Regions from separate parts of the Homo sapiens genome. Here region 1 is linked to region 2. A link is an interaction called in ENCODE POLR2A ChIA-PET data of the cell type or tissue named here. Cell type or tissue: PC-9. All regions are shown on one strand. Region 1 overlaps SLC38A4-AS1 (SLC38A4 antisense RNA 1). Region 2 overlaps SLC38A4-AS1 (SLC38A4 antisense RNA 1).

Region 1 (4,000 bases), 160 kb after region 2:
ATTACAGGCGTGAGCCACTGTGGTTTTTAAAAAAATCATATATCTCTTTGTTAAATTTGTCATTCAAATCATGAATTATTTTCCTGATTTCATTGATTTGTCTATTTGTATTTTTTTGTATCTTACTGAGTTTCATAAGATTATTAATTTGAACTCATTTTGTGGCATTTTATATATTTACTTATGATTGTGTTCTGTTACTTAAAAATTATTATATTCCTTTGGAGGCATTATGTTTTCTTGCTTTTTTATGTTTGATGTGCTCCTACGTTGATTTTTATGCATCTGGTGGATCAGTTGCCTGTTCCAATTTTATAGAATAGATTTTATAGGGAAAGACTGATTATGAATGGGACTTGGGGTGCTGGTTCGATGGGGTGCATTGGCTTTGGTTTCAGGTGGATGTAGTAGTGTAGTCTCTGTGTAGTTCCTTCAGCCATAATTCACGCCAGTGACATTTGTGACTTTCTCAGTGGCCTAGGCTGAGATTTTGTGGTGATGGTGGTGTGGCTTTGCCATGGTGGGCTAGCTTATTTCTCAAGTCAAAGGAACATGTGTGCACATGGTGGCCAGCTTGAGTTCTGGCCACTAGGATTGGGAATGTTACTCCGGCCAGGGGCACAGGCATGTATTTGCTTCGCTGGCCTGGGGGCGTGTTTGCTGGGGTTGGTCTATAGGCTGTTTCTAAGGCCAGGGGCATATGCACACAGCTTCTTTGCTAGCCTGGGGGGTGTGCCCACCATGGGAAATCTGTGGAGCTGTTTCTCAGGCTCAGGATGTGGGCCACAGAGATGTTCAGCTGGCTTGGGGGAGCATTGCTAGGGGCTGTCTATAAGACTTTACTGAGACCCTGGTTGTTGGTGTGGGGACTTTGGGTATGCCAGGGGCATGTCTGGAAGGTGCCATGAGGCTGGTTCTCAGGCCTTGGATGTGGGTATGCAGCTTTACCACTAGCCTATGGGTATGCTGTCTGCTTGGTGACTCAGGGACCCCTCCTGATTGGGAGAAATGGCAAGCATTAGTTTGGCTGGCTCTAGGGTGGGTTTGCCCTGGGTAGGACTGCCAAACTGTTCCTCCAGCTGGAAGTGCAGATAGCAGGAGTTGCTGTGCAGGGCCAGAGTTGCAGCTGATCCTGGGCCTATGCTCTGCAAAGCTGGGTTTGTGGTGTTCAGCCACCCTTCTGAGCTTGCTGGAATAAAGATGGAGCCCCAGTGATAGAGAAGTGCACTGGCTACTTGATCCCAGAGGCGCGCACGCCTGAGAGGTGGCTCTGATCTCAAGGTGGTATGGTGATATAGCAGTTTGACTCACAGGAAGTGCGTGAAGGGTGGGGAGTGCGCATCTTACCCTCCCAATCCGGAGCAGTGCAGCTTTGTGAATTTCTGGCAGCTCTCCAAACCGGGCTCAGGGCTTGCAAGCACGGTGGGATTCTGTAGTAAGAACTGTAGGTGTCTGCGATGGCAGTGGGGCCTGGTGGGGATCTTCTGCTTACCTTTTCCCCAAAAGGGGAAGTCTCTCCTATCTACAGACTGATCAGATGGGGGTGAGGGAGATGAGGTTGCAGACTTTGCATCCACACTTTCCTCTGTGCTTCCAATTACCACAGCTGTCTCTCTACATCCCCACTGCCCTCCAGCACTCTCCTTTCAACACTCCATTCAAATCTTAGATGTTTTTTCACTGCTTTGGTCCTTTCTTGTTAGGGGAATGAGGGCCAGGTGTCTGTAGCCAGCCATCTTACTTATGTCACTCTAGAAATTTTTTTTTTTAATCTCCTATAATTGTTAGTGATGTTGAGCATCTTTTCATGTGCTTATTGGCCATTTATATATATTGTTTGGAAGAATGTCTATTCATATCCTTTATCCCATTTTTAAAATTTTTATTTGTATTTTAAGTTCTAGGGTACATGTGCAGGATGTGCGGGTTTGTTGCATAGGTAAACATGTGCCATGGTAGTTTGATGGACCTATCAACGCATCACCTAGGTACTAAGCCCAGCATACATTAGCTGTTTTTCCTAAGGCTCTTCCTCCCCCTCACCCCGCTCCTCCGACAGGCCCCAGTGTGTGTCGTTCCCCTCCCTGTGTCTATGTGTTCTCTCTGTTCAGCTCCCACTTATAAGTGAGAACATGTGGTGTTTGGTTTTCTGTTTCTGTGTTACTTTGCTGAGGATAATTATTTGTTTTTCATTGTTGAATTGTAAAGAAAAATTTTAAACCCTAAAGAGTTAAAGTCTGACCATTTACCCAATTGTGATTTTCATTATTTGTAACTAATAATTTTATTCATTTAGAAAACAGCATACGAAGCATTGAATTAAAATGTGATTAAGTAGAATGAATTTCAGGTACATTTTGCACAGATCTAATATTTCTAGCTATCTTTGCCTAGCTAGATGCTTGAGATGATTTTTCCACATAGTGAATCAGTGTGTATCCTTTTTGCCCACATTCACAACTATTTCTGTACTTGGCTAAAAGTTCTAAGAACTATGCTCAGACTCTTGTCTTGCTTACAAAAATGCTAGATAAATATATGCAAATGACAGTGTGTTTTCCACTTTCAGGATATATTTGGCATTAAACTCGGGACAAAAGAAGACACAAACTTTATCTTGTGGTTTGGGTCCTCCAATCCTCATAAAAGTGTGGTTTCACCTGTTACCTCATAAAGGTGCCATTGCTGTATGCACATCTGAATCTGTTTACAATTTGAGAATAGAGGTGAGAAAGAATGATTTTCTATTTTGTGACATTCGTATGGTCAAAATTTTTATGAAATCTCGCCATGAAATTTCCCTTTTCTGAAAATATAACATGAGAAACTTTTTTAAAAGAGTAAAAAACTATTTAATTACACTCGTGTGCTCCAAAACAAACCTGCACTCAATTGTTTGTAATTGGCTTAGCAGACTGATTTAGGGGCAGTAAATTTTAATAGATTTCGATGATATTCAGCTATTTCTACATTAACGAAGGGAACTATATTATTTAAAAACGCCCCAGAGTATAAAGTATTGTTTATAGAAGCATTCAGTAAAATGTTGCATTGTAAATGACCTAAAATTGTTTTCATATGTTACCATTTATTTATCCCCAGGCAGATTGTAAGCAACTCAAAGGAGCTGTTTTTAATCCCCTTTTATTGCATAATATCATGGTCCATGTACAGTGCTAGCTAAATAAGTGTTGCTGACTGATTGATCTGGGACTTGAAACTTTTAAATTTGCTATTCAAAAGTTGTTTTACACTTTGGGTGGAAGAAAAAGAGGCTTTAAGACTTACAATGTTTTGGTTAGACAACCAGTTTTAATACATTCTGAAGAATTCAAATGTGGGTAAGTGGACTCATGTGCTGTATATTCCAAGCATTCAGAAATGTTCTTTGGCTGTACCCTATTCAATTTCATTTACCATTCAGTTTTTTTTTATTATTATACTTTAAGTTTTAGGGTACCATTCAGTTAATGAAGTCAATATTTATCAGCCTGTGGTAGACAACTCTTTTTTTAAATCCACTTGCTTCTTATGTATGACCCTTTGAGGCTTTCCAAACAGCATCTTCAATTTTGTCTGTCATGGCACTTGTTTAGAACTAGAAAAATCTTTGGTATAAGCTTGGGAGAGGACTTCTCTCATGTCTTGCAAATTGAAGAGCCCCAGCTTTTTCTAGACCAACAAAGTGAAATATGTATTTCTAAACCTTGAGAAATACACTTTACAATACCACTTGAAATGTGGTTAACCTGAAATAAGGTATGCTATACATGCAAAAGACAGTGGATTTTGAGGAGTTAGTACCAAAATAATTAGAATATAAAATACTTGAATAATTTTAAAATATTGATTCCATGTTGAAATTATAATATTTTGGATATATCAGGTTAAATAAAATGTTATTAATTTAATTTCCCATTTCTTTTTTTCTATATTTCACAATAAAACAGAAATTTTAAAAAGACATATGTGGCTCACATTAAAATTTTACTGGATAGTA
Region 2 (4,000 bases):
GATGCTTTTAGCAATACTTTTATTTAAATCCAACTCAGTTTCTGAATTATCATGACTTTAATAAAGAGTCTGCATTGGGGCGCTTAAGCTTTATGGTAAACGAAGTAACTTTGTATCATAGAGGTTACAGAATTTAAGTGTCAATTGGATGAGTTCCATGTATTTCCATTCTAGAGACATCTCCAAAGAGAAAAGAAGGTACATGAAAAGAAAGAGGAAAAAATAATGAGCAATAATGACTCAAGTTAAGGGGAAACATTTTTTAAAAAGCGAAACACTAATGGCAATTGATAGATTTGATTTTTATTTTAGTGGAAAGTCCATGAGCTTCTTCTTAATCTCAAAGGATAGTACAATTCATTTGGATTGTCTTGTATACACAGTGATGGTCCACTCTGGTCTACTGCCAGCATTTTGTTGCCAACTTCATTCTTGGATGGTGGGGATGATGAACAACGCGGCATTCCACTCCTGTTCCCAGTGTGGTCCATCTGTGGCACTTTCTGTCATTCAGTTTCCAATTTGCTTTAAATAGTTTTATTTACTCTAAACGAGGATGGTGCTATGTTGCCAGTGACAGGCTCTTCACCTCCATCATCACAGAAAATGTTGTCAATATAGAATTAGAGAATAAAAAAACTAACAGGTAGAAGTCAGATAAAGCCAGTGACTTGCACAAATGGCAGCGTGAAAATCTTAACTTTATTAATTTTGAGTGTGCTTTGTATTTCCAGACTTTTGCTAATGTGGTACATAGCTTCTTAAAAGCAAGGCTCATTTTCTCCATACTCAAGGAAGAAGTAACTCTAGTATTTTATTTTAGTGGTTTAGTTTCAGCATTTTAAAAAATCCTTCCATATTATCTGTTACCCAATTTGCTAAAGAATAGCACAATAGGTACTAAAGTTCAGTGAACTGGTCCAAAGTTTCAGTTCACCTCATGTTTATTGACTCTTCTTATTGTGTTCTGACACTGGGGTTATAAAGACGACAAAAGTGTAGTTCCTGACCTCTCTCACCAAGCTCGTAGCTTAACCAAGAGAGACACAAAAAAAGAGACAGTCCAAGTTGAGACATTGTTTATGCTTCATAATAATTTTGGAAGAAACAAATCAAGTGCTAGATTTCCTCTTGGCAAGAAAGAAGGAGATGGAAAGCCACAAGAGTAAGTGGGAGAGGGGAAATTTGGTGGTGGGTGCTGTGTTAGAATTATAGGAGAGTGAAGTTTTATAGGAGAGTGAAGTTTTTTTAGCATTTTTTTTTTGCCTTCAACTTTATATATAGGAAAATTTCAGGCTTACAGGAAAGTTAGAAAAATAGTACAGTGGGTACCCATATGCCCTTTATGTAGCTTCAGCAGTTGTTAACCTTTAGTCACATTCATTTGCACTATCCCTGGGTATACTTTTTTGAACCATAAAAATAAGTTGCAGACATCATGACTTTTCACCCCTCAGTTGTTTAACGGCATCATTACACTTATAAAATAAATAATAATTCCATGATATCATCTAATACAGAATCCAGAGTTTGGATTTCTCTTATTGTTTCAAATATATCTTTTATAGTTTTTTTCCCTCCCTGATTCATGATTTGACCAATATTCTTACATTGTACTTAGTTGTTGTGTCTCTTAGTCTTTTTGGATTTATGTTTTTAGTTTCCTTTGTTTTATGACATGGAATTTTTTGAGTCTATGCTGGTTGTATTGAAGAATGCCCCATATGTTTGATTCATCAGATTATATCTTCATGAATAGATTCAGGTTAAACATTTTTGGCAAGAATCCCACAGATAAATGTTGTAGTACAACAGCTATAAATTTTAAATTTATGGACTTCATGGTTATATGTGTATGTATATGTCTTCTACTGGGGAAAAGGTTGTAGTTCTTACCAAATTTCCAAAGATTCCATAAGACCCCCAAAGGTTAAGAATTAGAGATGGAGTAAGTTGTTATTAGTGGGAGGTAAGTAGGTATTTAGTCTACACTTATATCTTAAATCATTAGATTTTATTTATTTTTAAACACGGCATTTTTACTGGTAGGTTTTTTAAAAAAGTAATTCATATACATGATAAAATTCAAGTAATACAAAAATATTAGAGTGCAAAATGTCTTCTGACTCCAGTTCTCCAGATTCCTTGTTGTTCTTGGCAAAAATAACCTGTATTTCCAGTTTCTTGAATGTACCTCCAGAAAAATCTGTGTATAGCTGGGTATATTTGTGGATATGTGTTCTTTTATTTATTTATTTTACACAAATAGGAGAATTTTACAGTGGAGATGTTCTATAGGTGAATTGACTTATATTATTGTAATGCATATATGTGACAAAACAAAAATAGTATAAAACAAAACAAACCAAAGCAGGAAAGAATCAATGCTGCTGATCCACATGACATTCTACTTGATGACTGAGCAGGAGACAGTCACACCAGCATGTTGCTCCTTTAGCTGGACTCACTCTTAGCATGCACAGCCCTGAGCCTGGGGTGAGGCTAGCTTTTTTTTTTTTTTTTTTAAAGTGTATTTTACTGTGGTAAAAACATTTTTTAATCTTTCTTTCTTTTTTTTTTTTTTTTTAGAGACAGGGTCTTGCTATATTGCCCACACTGGACTCAAACACCTGGGCTCAAGCTATACTCTTGCCTCAACCTCCTGAGTAGCAGGGACTACAGGCATATGCCATTGTGCCTGTAGGTCTCACATTTAATGTGAGATTTGCTCTCTTAACAGATTTTTGAGTATACAATACAATACAATATAGGCACAGTGTTGTACAGCAGATCTCTAGAATTCATTTGTCTTATATAACTGAAGGTTTATACCTATTGAGTAGCACCTCACAATTTCCCCTTTCTCCCAGCCCCCAGAAACCCTTCTGCTCTCTGTTTCCATGAGTTTGACTGGATACTTCATATAAGTGGAATTATACAGTATTTGGCCTTCTGTGTCTGGCTTAATTCACTTAGGATAATGTCCTCCTGGTTCATCCATGTTGTAGCAAATGGTTAGATTTCCTTCATTTTTAAGGCTGGATAGAGGCTAACTTTTAAAGACTGTATTTATCACAAACGTGGTCCCTGTGCGAGCCAGCTTCATCTGGTGTGCAAATGAAGAAATACAAGAGCCTTTTAGTGCCAAAGGAAACACTAGCTCTGTGCAACATTTACTGAGGGAGTGTTCGTAATGCTTCCAAACTGGCATTACCCTGGGGGATCTTTGAGGGACATTAGGATTATATTAAATTTTAGCCTTACACACTGACTCGAGAGCCCCTGGTAAGGTGCATTCCATGGCTCCTTGTTCAGCTCCATGCTTTTTGAAAGTTAACAAGATATCTTGGTTCTTCCACATCAGCACACAGAGATCTACTTTATTTTTTAAAATAACTAAATGGTATTCCATTGCATAAATGTACCAGGATTTGTTCAGAATCTGTCCTCCATTGATGGATATTTAGGGTTTTTTTTTAGACTTTTGCTGCTATAATTATAATGCTACAATGAATGATGTGTCTTTTTATAATACATTTTGGGGATTTTGTATGACCAAGTGACCACAGGAGAACAATTAGAATATTTTTGCTATATTTACTTAAAAATATAAAATTTATTTCCTTTTTTCGTTACTTTTGAATTGAAACTTTTGGTCCTGATTCCTATAATTTCAGCTTTTCAAAATTGAGTTTAAAAAATAATACTAATTAATTACCTTTAAAAAAATCCCACATATTAGCATAATGTCTAAATCCATTCAGTGGCATTAGGACTCCAAAAGACAATTTACCAAATATCTCTACTACTTACTATTTATTCAACAAATATTTCTTGAGTGCGTGCCTCTATGTGCCAGGGATTATATTAAGGATTTTAGTAGATTTTATATTTCCTAGTTTTATTAAAATTGTGCTTAATTTAAGATTAAAAGCTACTTGTTAGTTGTTCATTTATTCCATTTATAATTGCTCATTTATTCCGTTAAGTTAACGAGGTA

Evidence for each region. Peaks named below come from ENCODE experiments on the same cell type or tissue, not always from the same donor. Only the 100,000 strongest peaks of a DNase experiment are listed, where the experiment ranks them.
Region 1: POLR2A ChIA-PET joins it to region 2 with 7 read pairs; 2 of 35 experiments call an interaction of 5 or more read pairs at or near these places.

What each region holds. Positions count from the first base shown.
Region 1 is chr12:46,568,687-46,572,686 of GRCh38, forward strand. The region is part of intron 3 of SLC38A4-AS1 (SLC38A4 antisense RNA 1); the gene reads left to right. Among named protein-coding and RNA genes, the nearest start is that of SLC38A4-AS1, 190 kb to the left of the region's middle. In PC-9, no CTCF peak of the experiment used is centred here; no DNase peak of the experiment used is centred here.
Region 2 is chr12:46,412,616-46,416,615 of GRCh38, forward strand. The region is part of intron 2 of SLC38A4-AS1 (SLC38A4 antisense RNA 1); the gene reads left to right. Among named protein-coding and RNA genes, the nearest start is that of SLC38A4-AS1, 31 kb to the left of the region's middle. In PC-9, no CTCF peak of the experiment used is centred here; a DNase peak (open chromatin) is centred at 2,176; H3K27ac peaks cover 751 bases.